Regions from separate parts of the Homo sapiens genome. Here all the other regions are linked to region 1. A link is an interaction called in ENCODE POLR2A ChIA-PET data of the cell type or tissue named here. Cell type or tissue: PC-3. All regions are shown on one strand. Each heading gives the region's core, and the rest is flanking DNA. Links, peaks and the distances in the headings are about the cores only.

Region 1 (4,630 bases), core at 466-4,465:
GGCCGGACGCAGTGGCTCATGCCTGTAATCCCAGCACTTTGGGAGGCTGAGGAGGGCAGATCACGAGGTCAAGAGATCGAGACCATCCTGGCCAACATGGTGAAACCACCCTGTCTCTACTAAAAATACAAAAATTAGCTGGGCGTGCTGGCGCGCACCTGTAGTCCCAGCTACTCAGGAGCCTGAGGCAGGAGAATTGCTTGAACCCAGGAGTTAGAGGTTGCAGTGAGCCGAGATCGCGTCCCTGCACTCCAGCCTGGCGACAGAGCAAGACTTGGTCTCAAAAAAAACAAAACAAAAAAAAAGCAAAAATACAAAACAAAAAATAAACAAGCAAAAAAACCATATTTTCCCCCATTTTTTACTCATGTAATTGGATTTTTAAACATAAAGGTAGGACTTTACATCTATGCCAAGTGATATTCATTCTTTGAGATGTGATTCAATGTTTCCAGACAGTCAAAATATTTTTGAATGCCCAGTTTTATCATCCAAACAATTAACTATTTTTTTCTAGCTGCACGTTGTTTGAAAATTTAATGAAATGTCTTTTTTTTTTTCTGTTATAAAAGTCAGAGGTAAAGAGATTGCTGTGGAGGCAGGGTATGCTGTGGTTCACCATTAGACTGAACAAACCTTCATCCTTCTCCCTGAGTCTCTCCCTTCTATTTCCATTAGCTGTAGGTTCTGTAAGAAGTTAACAAATTCTATTCCTATAAACTTCTGGTCTTCTGTCTGTTCTGGATATTCAAATATTACAATGATGACACAAATGTTTCTGCTTACTTCAAGGATGTACTGATGGAAATTTTAAAAGAACCCTCAAAATGAAATCAATTCAATGAAAAATAAGATTTTTTTATAACTGATTCCAAGGGGAATTTGAAAAGAGGAGATATATACATAAGCCATGAAACAAATTTGCAAATAGATGCAAAACTGGCTATTTCTGCAGGGTGGATAAATCAATTGTGTCTCCACCAGGTGGAACTTATTTGCAGGTCTATTGACAAAAATGTTTGCAAAATCTTTTAGCTATAACTTGCAGAGTTGTAAGATAGCTCAAAGACAATGAAAGACACATGCTCCATAGAACCAGATAACCCAAGGGCACACCATAAGCAGAACACTGTTTTCCATTGAAGTCACTCAGTAATCTTTTGGTACATTTCAAAGTCTTTCACACATGTTTTCTACATAGATGATATAAAACCAAGAAAAAACAAATGCTTCTTTTGTCTTTTTTTTAAGACAGGGTCTGGCTCTGTCACCCAGGCTTGGCTGCAGTGGCGCCACCATGGCTCACTCCAGCCTCGACCTCCTGGGCTCAGGTGACCCATGATCCTCCCACATCAACCTCTTGATTAGCTCAAACTACAGGCACATGCCACCAAGCCTGGTTAATTTTCGTATTTTTTGTAGAGATGGGATTTTGCCATTTTGCCCAGGGTGGTCTCGAACTCCTAAGCTCAAGCGATCCTCCCACCTTGGCTTACAAAGTGCTGGGCTTACAGGTGTGAACCACTACCCCCAGGCAAAAAAAAATTTTCATTGATATATAATTGTGCATATTTATGGGTAAATGTGATATTTTGATACATGCATACAATGTGTAATGATCAAATCAGAGTATTCAGGATATCTTGCCTGAAACATTTATCATTTCTTTGTGTTGAAAACATTTCACATCTTCTCTTCTAGCTATTTTGAAATACACAATGAATTATTAACTATAGTCATCCTACTGTGCTGTCGAACACTGGAACTTATTCTTTCTATCTAACTGTATGTTTGTACCCATTAATCAAACTCTCTTCATCTCCACCCCACCACTCTTCCCAGGCCTTGGTAATTATTCTCTTAGTTTGTATTTGTGATGTAGATGTAGACTTATGAAATGTCGTTCCAAACAGAGCAATGATGTATATTTAATTTTTGGATGTGAAGATTCATCTTTCACTTGCAAGAGCAGAACAAAATGGCTATTGAGAGCTCAAATCCCCTCCTGGAGTGTGTGTCTCATGTGGTATAATGAGAGCACACTAGATGGGAAGGGACATATCAGATATGAGGGACCATCAGATGGAAGTGGGAGGCCAACAGCCTTTGAACCCTCAGTGGGTCTGACCTCTGGGGTTGTCAAATGAAATGTCAAGAAACATTTCAAAGATTTTCGACATTTCTGAAAATTTATTTGTAAATTCTTCTAAACCTAGGAAAATGTTATTTTTTTCTTTTATCATATCATCAAATTAATTTGTGTCTCCCAAATGAGCCATTAATTTTCTGATTTTTTTCTCTTTGGACTGCCTGATCTAAGAGTTACATATACTTTGCAGGAGCTCCCTCTCTTTTATTTATCTTCTAGTTTTTTCATTCTAAAGTTCAAATTCCCTTTTTACCACCAATAACATCAACACAGTAAAGAAATTGTTGAAATGTAGCTCTCACGCTGTGATCAAAGCTATTTCTCTCAAGGTGATTCATATCCGCAGACTCTCAGAAATGTGCAAACATTTATGTCGTTACTAATACACCAGCAAAGCTTCAGCTGTACCAAAGTCCAGAAATAAAATTAGAGCACTGAGCTAATTAGCATTGAATGTACAAAGAGGAACTGAAAGTTATGTTTCATATTTACCCTTGGGAATGGGAGGGTGGGCTTTCTCAAGTTTAAAACCCAAAACATTGGCAGGGTTCTCAAGTCTTTCGAGATTCAAACAGTATTGCCAGTATTGAGATTCAAACAGTATTCAGTGTTATCACTGGCAGCATGCAATGCCATTCTTGTTTTTTGTTTGTTTGTTTGTTTTTGTTTTTGAGACAGAGTCTCGCTCTGTCACCCAGGCTGGAGTGCAGTGGTGCAATCTAAGCTCACTGCAAACTCCGCCTCCCGGGTTCACGCCATTCTCCTGTCTCAGCCTCCCGAGTAGCTGGGACTACAGGCGTCCGCCACCACGCCCGGCTAATTTTTTGTATTTTCAGTACAGACGGGGTTTCACCATGTTAGCCAGGATGGTCTCGATCTCCTGACCTCATGGTCTGCCCGCCTCGGCCTCCCAAAGTGCTGGGATTACAAGCATGAGCCACCGCGCCCGGCCACCGTTCTTAAGAAATATAAAAATTGGCACCAGAGAACCAATTGCTTTGCATCTGGGAAAAAGGATTTAATGCATTTGGCTTTTGAGCTTTTCAGCAACAAAACTGTTTCTCCTCTGACTGAAAATAGCCCTGATAAAAAGGTTTCTTGAGACAAATTATTTTAAAAGGCTTTGATTAGATTGTGTTTACCCTTAACTTAAAATCATGGACTCCAGTGAAGCTTTGTACAAAATTGCATTCGTGTCTGTACTGTCTTTCTGCACAATTTAAAAACCAGAGCTCTTTGAGCTGCCACCTCCACTCCCTCAATGTGTCTGGTAGAAGCAATTTCATGTTTGCAGGGAAGTTTGTCACATTTGCAGGGGAATTTGGTCTGTCTACCTTTTAAAAATCTTTGCAGAGGTTGTTGGAATGGGTGTGGTAGGGTGGAATAGGAGTGGCTGTCTTGATCGATTCTGTCAATTTTTAAATCTTCTTTCCTAGTTTTTTTCACAGCATTGCTAATGCTGGCTACTAAAAGCATTTTTCATTCCTTATGCCTAGCAGCTGATCTACTTTGGGAATAGACAACTGAGTTGCAGCAACAGAGAGGCATCAAAGCCTACCAAAGGTTGGCATGGAGTCTTGAGCCAGAACAAGGTTGGATTCTGACTTTCACTAGCAGTGTGACCAGTGACAAGTTACTTCACTCTATCCTCGGTGTTCTCATCTGTATAACAGGGATGATAATATTAAAACCTACCTCAATGGGTTATTTTAGAGATTAAATGAGCGCACTTTTATAAAGTGCTTAGAACACAGCTTGGCATTTAGTATGTGCCTTATAAGTATGCTTTGATCAGTTAAGTTAAAATAATTGCTTTTCATTGTGAACATTTGGAAAAGAGCTAAATATCCATCAGTAGGAATCTGGTTAAATCAAATATAGTACTACATTTGTACAGGAGTATATAATGCACATATTAAAAAGAATGTGACAAGTTGCCCTAATATGTAAAGTTGTCCAAAAAATATACACATACATATACATATGTGCATAGAGAATTAGGTGTGGAGAGCATGCAGGTAACTATTATCTACAATTGTTTCTGAGAGGCACAAAGAGACTCAAAAGGTCGGGAGGCTCCCTTTTTGTTATGCCTTTTACTTTTACTAAAAAAAAATGACCCAAATTTTAGTTACTTTTAAAAAATCCAGTTAGGCTGGGCACCTGTAATCCCAGCACTTTGGGAGGCCAAGGTGGGCCAAGAGATCAAGACCATCCTGGCCAACATGGTGAAACCCCCGTCTCTACTAAAAATACAAAAATTAGCTGGGTGTGGCGGTGGGCGCCTGTAGTCCCAGCTACTTGGGAGGCTGAGGCAGGAGAATCGCTTGAACCCGGGAGGCAGAGGTTGCAGTGAGCCGAGATCACACCATTGCACTCCAGCCTGGTGACACAGCAAGACTCCATCAAACAAAAAAAAAAATCCAGTTAATTATGATTTTTGTTAGGGAAAAAAGAATAATTGAGAAAGATGAAGGACAT
Region 2 (4,630 bases), core at 248-4,247, 190 kb before region 1:
AGATGTTCAGAAAAAGCCTCACAACCCTGTTAGTAGATTCAAAACATGTATTTGATTTCATGATAAAAGAAACAAGATGCATTCATATTCATTTGCTTGAAATTTTACTTTTGACAAATCTCTATGAAACTAGGATTAAAACAAGTTCTAATGTTGTCACTTACAAGTAAAACTATTCTTGAGTAAAAACTGAGTAGATTTTTCCTGAACTTAAATAAGAAACACTACCATTCTTTTCACATAAGTCCTTTGCTAGATAAAAATCTCAGTGGCTGAATTTGAGGCTTACATGAGATGAATGTCTAGGTATTTTGAAATGTATTCATTTCAGGAGACAAAACTGGGGGCTTGGCTCAGGACACTCATTATATAGATAAGTAGGATCATACAAAAGAGGAGGCGATTCTTTGTATTGTTTATAAATATCGAAGTGCTATAAAAATTCTGATCGGTTTTAAATTTCTCTTCTAACAATCAGTTTTCAGACATACCCCCAAAATCTCCATAAGGGCGGACTGTTCCCCCAAAGACCATATTACAACTCTATAATTTTCCTTCTTGTCATGGTAATTAAAGCGATAAAGACATCTCTTCTTTCACCGTGGAGAAAAGGCTGGATTGCAAACCAAGAGCAACTTTTATTGATGGTGCGAGTGATGTAAAGAATTCCTTGTGGGGAGTCTGGCCAGGTCACTCTAGTTCTCTGTTTCCTCCTCTCTCTCCATAGAAACTGAACACTGAGTTGGAATTGAGCCCCAGTGCAAAAAAAAAAAAAAAAAAAAAAAAAAAGGCAGGGGTAGTTCAAGGTCAGGTACACATAGGGCTCTACTACAAATAATAATACAGCACATATATGTATATTTAATAATGTGTCTGCAGTAATGTTTTGGTAATTTCTAGATGTCTTTTCTAAATTTATTTATTTATTTATTTATTTTGAGATAGAGTCTTGCTCTGTCACTCAGGCTAGAGTGCAATGGCGCCATCTCAGCTCACTGCAACCTCCACCTCTGTCTCGAACTCCTGACCTCAGGTGATCCACCTGCCTTGGCCTCCCAAAGTGCTGGGATTACAGGTGTGAGCCACTGCACCCGGCTGGTTCATTTTAGCTGCTATACGAGTTAAACTACCAACTAGTATCCTATTGGGAGGATTTATTTATTAACTTACCAACTGGTGGACATTTAAATTGTTTTTATTGCCATTATGAATGATATTGCAATAAACATTTTTACATTTGTCTCCTTGGCACACGTGCTGGGGCTTCTTTAGTGTATACACTAAGAGTGAAATTACTCAGTCACAGACTATGAATGTGACTTTCTTAGATGCTGCCAATTTGCATTGCAGTGAATGTCACAGATTTACTCCCCCAACACTGATGTATCAGGGTTCTCATTGTTTCACTTCCTTAGCAATCCTATAGCATCAGACTTTAGTATATAGGCAATCCTCAAATTGTAGTTCCTGTAGGCATAAGATTCAGTTAACCTAGCACCACGCAAAGTAAGGACAGTCTGAATGCAGAATGGGTGAGTGTGAGAAGACATCACTAATTGTGGTATTAACTGGCATCTATACTTCTACTAGTTAGGTAGGTTATACATATTTTCATATATTTATCAACCACTTTCTTTTTTGTCTGAATTGCCTTAATATTCTGTGCCCATTTTTCTATCAGATTGTTAGCCTTTTTCTTTCTTTCTTTCTTTTTTTTTGAAGATGGAGTTTCGCTCTTGTTGCCCAGGCTGGAGTACAATGGCACGATTCTTGGCTCACCACAACCTCTGCCTGCTGGGTTCAAGCAATTCTCCTGCTTCAGCCTCCTGAGTATCTGGAATTATAGGCATGCGTCACCATGCCCGGCTAATTTTGTATTTTCAGTAGAGACGGGACTTCTCCATGTTGGTCAGGCTGGTCTCGAACTCCCGACTTCAGGTGATCCACCCACCTTGGCCTCCCAAAGTTCTGGGATTACAGGCGTGAGCCACCGCGCCCAGCAGCCTTTTTCTTATTGATTTAAGTTCTTTATAAATTCTAGATACAAATCCTTTTCTATTATCTGCCTTGCAAATATCTTTCTTCAGTCCATGGCTTGTCTTTCAGCTTCATATGATGTCTTCTGTTAAACATATAATTTAAATTTTAATGTAGTTAAAATGACCAGTACTTTCTTTATGGTTTGTGCTTTTTGACCCTAATTAATTTATTTCCTACTCTGAGGCATAAAATTTTTCTTCTACATGTTATTATCAAAGTTTAAAAGTATTTATTTTTCACAATTAGCATTTTACTTTTATGTATGATGTGAGGTAGAATTCAGTGTATTTTTTTCCCACATGGATAATCAATTGTCCTAAAATACAAATTTCCATCTATGCATCTATTGATTTCAGGGCTCGCTAGTCTGCTTCATTTATCTGTTTTTGTATATCACTAACAATATAGCACTTTACAATGAGTCAATATCAGGCATGCAAGTCCCTTCACCTTATTCATCTTTCACACTGTTTAGCTATTCTTGTCCATTTGTTTTCCAAATGAATTTTAAGACCATTTTTCATTTAAAACTCTGTTGAGATTTTGAGGTGAATTTCATTAAACTCACATTAAATAGCTGAGACCACTGATAATGATGTCTTCCTGTCCATTTACTTACAACATCACTCTTGCATTCTTTGTAACTATCTCCCATTTCTGTTTGCTTTTTTTGCTAGGTACCTCACAGTTTTGTTGCACCTAGCAACAAAATAGCTGTTTCAACCTTATTTTCTATTGCATTTTCTTTTCTTTTCTTTCTTTCTTTCTTTTTTTTTTTGAGACAGAATCTAGCTCTGTTGCCAGGCTGGAGTGCAGTGGCGGGATCTTGGCTCACTGCAACCTCCGCCTCCCAGGTTCAAGCGATTCTCCGGCCTCAGCCTCCTGAGTAGCTGAGACTACAGGCGCCTGCACCATGACGAGCTATTTTTTTGTATTTTTTAGTAGAAATGGGGTTTCACCGTGTTAGCCAAGATGATCTCAATCTCCTGACCTCATGATCTGCCCGCCTCAGCCTCCCTAAGTGCTGGGATTACAGGCATGAGCCACCACGCTCGGCCTCTATTGCATTTTCTAAAACTTATTTGTGGTAGAAAGAAATGCTATTGATTTTTGCATGTTCATATTATACCCTACCATCTTGCTGAATGTTTTTTTAGTTTTATAGTTTCTTGAATCTCTTGGGTTTTATATAAAGGCACTTATTTTGTTGGGAAATAAGGGCATTTTTGTCTCTTCCTTTTCCAGTTTTATCTCTCTCAATCATTATCTTACTGCATAGGTTAGAACTTTTTTTTTTTTTTTTGAGACAGAGTCTCACTCTGTTGCCCAGGCTGAAGTGCAGTGGCGCGATCTCAGCTCACTGCAAGCTCTGCCTCCCGGGTTCATGCCATTCTCCTGCCTCAGCCTCCTGAGTAGCTGGGACTATGGGCACCCGCCACCACGCCTGGTTTATTTTTTGTATTTTTAGTAGAGACAGGGTTTCACTGTGTTAGCCAGGATGGTCTCAATCTCCGGACCTCGTGATTTGCCCACCTTGGCCTCCCAAAATGCTGGGATTACAGGCGTGAGCCACCGTGCCCGGTCAGTTAGAACTTTCAATGCATTATTGAACAAGAAGCAATGACAGGAGGAATTCTCTTCTTGTTTCTGACTTTATTTTCTTTTTCTTTCTTTTTTTTTCTATGCGTCTTCATTGCTGCAGAATTTTAATGGGAATTTTGAAGTTTCAAATGAAGTGTGATTTCTGCTATAGGAGTTCCACAGACACTCAATTCAGTTATGAAATGTAGTATATCTCTTCTGACTTACCTAGGATTATCAGATATAGATATATCTATAGATCTATGTGTGCATATATATGTGTTTACATGAGTACATTTAGAAGAATGAAATCATGCTCTACATAATGGTATAAGACTGTTATTTTCTCCTAATAAAGTACAATAAATGTATTTATAGATCACTTTAAAAAATGGTTACAGTGGCTTATAGTTCTCCTTGAAGAGGTCCTTCACATCCTTTGTAAGTTGGATTCCTAGGTATTTTATTCTCTTTGAAGCAATTGTGAATGGGAGTTCACTCATGATTTGGCTCTCTGTTTGTCTGTTATTGGTGTATAAGAATGCTTGTGATTTTTGCACATTGATTTTGTATCCTGAGACTTTGCTGAAGTTGCCTATCAGCTTAAAGAGATTTTGGGCTGAGACGATGGGGTTTCCTAGATATACAATCATGTCATCTGCAAACAGGGACAATTTGACTTCCTCTTTTCCTAATTGAATACCCTTTATTTCCTTCTCCTGCCTGACTCCCCTGGCCAGAACTTCCAACACTATGTTGAATAGGAGTAGTGAGAAAGGGCATCCCTGTCTTGTGCCAGTTTTCGAAGGGAGTGCTTCCAGTTTTTGCCCATTCAATATGATATTGCCTGTGGGTTTGTCATAAACAGCTCTTATTATTTTGAGATACGTCCCATCAATACCTAATTTATTGAGAGTTTTTATATCATTCAGGACATAGGCATGGGCGAGGACTTCATGTCTAAAACACCAAAAGCAATGGCAACAAAAGCCAAAATTGACAAATGGGA
Region 3 (4,630 bases), core at 248-4,247, 190 kb after region 1:
AACAGATGAGTTGCCACCATCAGAGTGAGGTGACAAAAGTGGCTATTTGAACCTTAAGACTTTCTATTTTATTTATTTACATATTTATTTTTAATTATGGTAAAAAGCATATAACATAAAATTTACCATCTTAGCCATTTTAAGTGTACGGTCGTGTTCAGTATGTTCACATTGCTGTGCAAAGGATCTCCAGAACCCTTTTCATCTTGCAAAATGAAACTTTGTACCATTAAACAACTCCCCATTTCCCCCTCCCCAGCCCCTGGCAATCCTCCTTCTACTTTCTGTCTCTATTAATTTGACTACTCAGGGTACTTTAGATCAGTGGAATCATATGATGTTTGTCTTTTTGTGACTGGCTTGTTTCACTTAGCACAATGTCTTCAAGGTTCATCCAGGTAGTGACATGTGTCAGAATTTCCTTTTTTTTTTTTTTAAGAATAATAGACATAAGACTGTTTCTGACACTTATTTTCTCTCTCCTACAAATATGCTCAATGATTCCGTCTTGTGATTAAAAAAATAACAAAAATAATAATAATCCCCTCTTTTTCTCAGACAAGCAGCTCTCCAACTTCTGTTTTCCTTTTTATTCATCCTGCGTAAGCCCTACCTTTACTCTTTGGGATCTGTTTTTCTTTTTCTTTTATTTCTTTCTTTCTTTTTTTTTTTTTTTGAAATTGAAGCAGAGTCTTGCTCTGTCACCCAGGCTGGAGTGCAGTGGCATGATCTTGGCTCACTGTAGCCTCCATTTCCTGGGCTTAAGCGATTCTCCCACTTCAGCCTCCCAAGTAGCTGGGACCACAGGTGTGCATCACCACGCCCAGCTAATTTTTTGTATTTCTGGTGGAGATGGGGTTTCATCATGTTGGCCAGGCTGGTCTTGTACTCCTGGCCTCATGTGATCTGCCCACCTTGGCCTCCCAAAGTGCTGGGATTACAGGTGTGAACTACCACGCCTAGCCTGGGATCTGGTTTCTGTCTCACCACCCCTCCAAATCTCTTTCCTCCAAGAGTGTTAGACTTTTCTGGAATAAAACAATTATTTTTTGAAATAAAGTGCCCCTGTTGCATGATGCATGCACAGGAAATTATTTCTTGATTATGTTTTCTTCCAGATGTGGTTCTTTGTCTACCTTTTGCATGCTCTCTTCTTTTCACCTTTAATTTTCTTTTCGCTTAGTTTTCTTTTTGGCCTTAGAATCCCTGTAGAGCAGACAGAAATTACTCATAAATAGACAGCTCTGCTCAGATGTCTAATTGCTGTCATGTAGCATAATGCATTCTTCTTGACATATTCCCTACTGTATTTTGAGACTGGTTAGTTTATTGTGTGTTTCCAGTTTTAAGGCTAGGTGTTGCTTTTAGTTTATTTTTATGTGAAGCCAAGCTGGGGCTAATGTCTGAGCCTGGAGGATGTGAGTTCTGAAAGATCTTTGAGGCCAGGCACAGTAGCTCATGCCTATAATCCCAGTACTTTGGAAGGACAAGGCAGAGGAGGACCACTTGAGGCCAGGAATATGAGACCAGCCTGGGCAAATAGTGAGACCCCATCTCTACAAAAAAATACATACATAAATAAGGAAAAGAAAGTTCTTGGAAATTATGTCAAATTCAAAGGGCCCACTTGATTCAGCAAGTTGCGTGAGGTTAGGCTCATTACCCCAGCCCAGCATGGTGTCTTGGAGGGTGGGAAACCTTGGTGTCCTTTCTAGCATTTTTCAAAGTTCCCTAGGGAGAGAAGGGCTTCTAATCTGAGGGGCCTATCTATATTTTTTCACAGGGATGCTGTGTTTGTCCATTTGTGTTGCTGTAAAGGAACACCTGAGACTGGGTAATTTATTAAAAAAGAAAAGAGGTTTATTTGGCTCATGGTTCTACAGGCTGTATAAGCATGGCACTCAAATCTCGGATTCTGGTGAGGCCTCAGGAAGCTTTTAGTTATGGCAGAAGGAAAGGAGAGCCAGTGTGTCACGTGGCAAGAGAAGGGGCAAGAGAGACACCAGGCTCTTTTCTTTCTTTCTTTTTCTTTTGCATTTGTTGAGAGAGTCTCACTGTGTCACCCAGGCTGGAATGTAGTGGCTGTTCTTGGCTCACTGCAACCTCTGCCTCCTGGGTTCAAGCAGAATGGCAAAACATCTCAAACCATATGAGATGCCAATCCTCCCTTGGTCTACTTCTCCGGAAATTGGCAGGTATTATGAGTGAGATGGCTCAAGATTTTATTGACTAACCTTCTTCCATCGTGGTGTTTCTGGGGAGGAGAAAGCAGGCAGAAGCCACACCATATTGTACCACTTCAGAATCTTTCGGTTTTTCCCTTGATGCTTCTCTCTCTTTCTTTTCTTTCTCTCTTTCTCCCTCCCTTCCTTCCTTCCTTCCTCCCTTTCTCTCTCTCGCTTTCTTTCTTTTTTGTCTCACTCTCCCTTGATGCTTCTCTGTTCCTTCCTTCCTCCCTCCCTCCCTCCTTTCTTTTCTTTCTTTCTTTCCTTCCTTCCTTCCTTCCTTTTTTTTTTTTGTCTTGCTCTGTCACCCAGGCTGAGTGCAGTGGTACGATCTCAGCTCACTGCAACCTCCACCTCCTGGGTTCAAGCAATTCTCCTGCCTTAGCCTCCTGTGTAGCTGCGATTACAGACACGTGCCACCACATCCAGCTATTTTTTGTATTTTTAGTAGAGATGGGGTTTCGCCATGTTGGCCAGGATGGTCTCCAGCTCCTGACCTCAGATGATCCACCCACCTTGGCCTCCCAAAGTGCTGGGATTACAGGCATGAGCCACTGCACCTGGCCGATGCTTCTTTTTCAAAATATATAATAAGAAGTTGTTCCTTTTTCCTTGTTAAATTGCAACTGGGAAATTTTTATTGTTTCCTTTTGGCTTTTGTGTTTGTTCACGGTATTTTGTTCGTTGTCTTGGCTAGTGGTGAGAGAGTCTATGAGCTGGCTTTGTTCTGTTGTTTGTGCCTGGAAGTCCAACAGTATCATCCTCATTACTAAATTTAATGACCTTTTCTTGGTACTCTTCCTTCTCCACTTTAAGCATTTTAATACAGTTGACTGTGCCCTTATTTGACCCAAATTACATGATACACTCCTCCTCCTTGCCCCTGGCATCTCTCTTTTTCTGACTTCTTCGTCTCACTAAAATGAAGATGTTGGACTGGTTTGCAGTTCTCAGTGCTAGTTGCATGCTAGAATCACCTAGAGAGCGTTTTAGAAGCACTTCACTCCCAGGAATTCTAATTTCTTCAGTTTGAGGTTGAGCCTGAGCATCAGTATTTTTTTTTTAACTCTCCATGGGATTTAGTGAGTGTCCACAATGAAGAGCCACGGGCCTCTGTGTAGTGACAGCTGCTCCCTGATCTGAGGCTCCCAGGTTGTATCCTTCTATAAAGAAGGCAGGTGGGAGTCACCAGAAATCACCAAAAAGAGCAACGGGGTGAACAACTTTAGCAAGAAGAAAGATTCCATGCACAAAAGCCACAAAGTTCAAAGAAGACATAAGAACAGCTGAGGAAGAGGAGTCCCAAACAGATGTGCTGATACTGCTTAGTAAGCTTCGTAACTTCTTGATGGGACCCAGAAGTTATATTTTTAAACAATCACCTGGATAATTTTGGTACTCAATGAGATTTCAGAACTGATGCTCTAGATATTTTTTGCTTGTCTCCTGCCAAACATGAGCTTTCAGAAAGGTCGCTCTAATCCACCCTGTCCTGACCAAAATCATGTGCCTGGCTCTCCCTGCCCTCTAGGTCTGAGCTATTTGGAACAATCTACAGAGCTTCAATCTGCCTTTAACCCATCTCATCTTTAAGCAGTTACTGGAGTAGTGGTTCTCAAGCTTGAGTGTGCATCAGAATCATCCAGATGCCTTGTTACAAACAGATTTCCAGACCCCATGCCTAGAATTTTAAACTCTGAAGACTGGGGTTGGGGCCAAGAATTTAAATTTCTATCAAGCTCTTTGGTGATGCTGCTGCTGCTGGCCCACAGCCACACTTTCAGAGGAACTGGACTAGAGGGATCATCCCAAAACAGATCAGTGCATTCGTCCATTGCTGAACACCCTTGAATGTTTCAGATTAATTCCCACTCACTGAGCCAGGTACACAGGCGCTTGAGCTCAGGCAGCCACATCTCCTTCACTCCACACCTCTGGTTCAGGCACACAGACATTTCCCTGTCCTATCACCATACCATGTTTGTTCACACCTTCAGTCTTTGCATATACAATTCTCCCCCTGGAGTCTTTTTCTCCTATTTCTATGTTGGGTAGACTCCCACTCATCAGTCAAGATTCTGCTAAAATGTCACTTTCTCCATGAAACCTTCACAGAACCTTTCAGCAATATAGTTTCTTTCTCCTCTCCTCTGTACACTAATTTAGAACACATTTCAATGCATTTTGATGACTTGTTTGCACATTTCTCTCCTTCCCTAATAGATCTGATTCCTTATAAATAAAGCTAAGTTTTACTCATGTTTTCCCTGTATTCTCTGCATCCTTAAGACCTAGCATGGTGTCCAGCACAGAATATGTGCAAAAGAAACATTTATCGCATGCAAGACAGGATGGTCAAGAACCAACTCTATAAGCAAGAGTTGCTTGACTTTTTCCTTAAAGCA

The links. ChIA-PET counts read pairs that join two places held together with the same protein. Peaks named below come from ENCODE experiments on the same cell type or tissue, not always from the same donor. Only the 100,000 strongest peaks of a DNase experiment are listed, where the experiment ranks them.
Region 2: POLR2A ChIA-PET joins it to region 1 with 5 read pairs; 2 of 35 experiments call an interaction of 5 or more read pairs at or near these places.
Region 3: POLR2A ChIA-PET joins it to region 1 with 8 read pairs; 5 of 35 experiments call an interaction of 5 or more read pairs at or near these places.

What each region holds. Positions count from the first base shown.
Region 1 is chr6:17,352,767-17,357,396 of GRCh38, reverse strand. No RefSeq gene overlaps it. Among named protein-coding and RNA genes, the nearest start is that of CAP2, 39 kb to the left of the region's middle. In PC-3, for the core only: no CTCF peak of the experiment used is centred there; a DNase peak (open chromatin) is centred at 2,496; H3K27ac peaks cover 1,126 bases.
Region 2 is chr6:17,546,554-17,551,183 of GRCh38, reverse strand. The region is part of intron 11 of CAP2 (cyclase associated actin cytoskeleton regulatory protein 2); the gene reads right to left. Among named protein-coding and RNA genes, the nearest start is that of FAM8A1, 51 kb to the left of the region's middle. In PC-3, for the core only: no CTCF peak of the experiment used is centred there; no DNase peak of the experiment used is centred there.
Region 3 is chr6:17,160,600-17,165,229 of GRCh38, reverse strand. No RefSeq gene overlaps it. Among named protein-coding and RNA genes, the nearest start is that of STMND1, 61 kb to the right of the region's middle. In PC-3, for the core only: no CTCF peak of the experiment used is centred there; no DNase peak of the experiment used is centred there.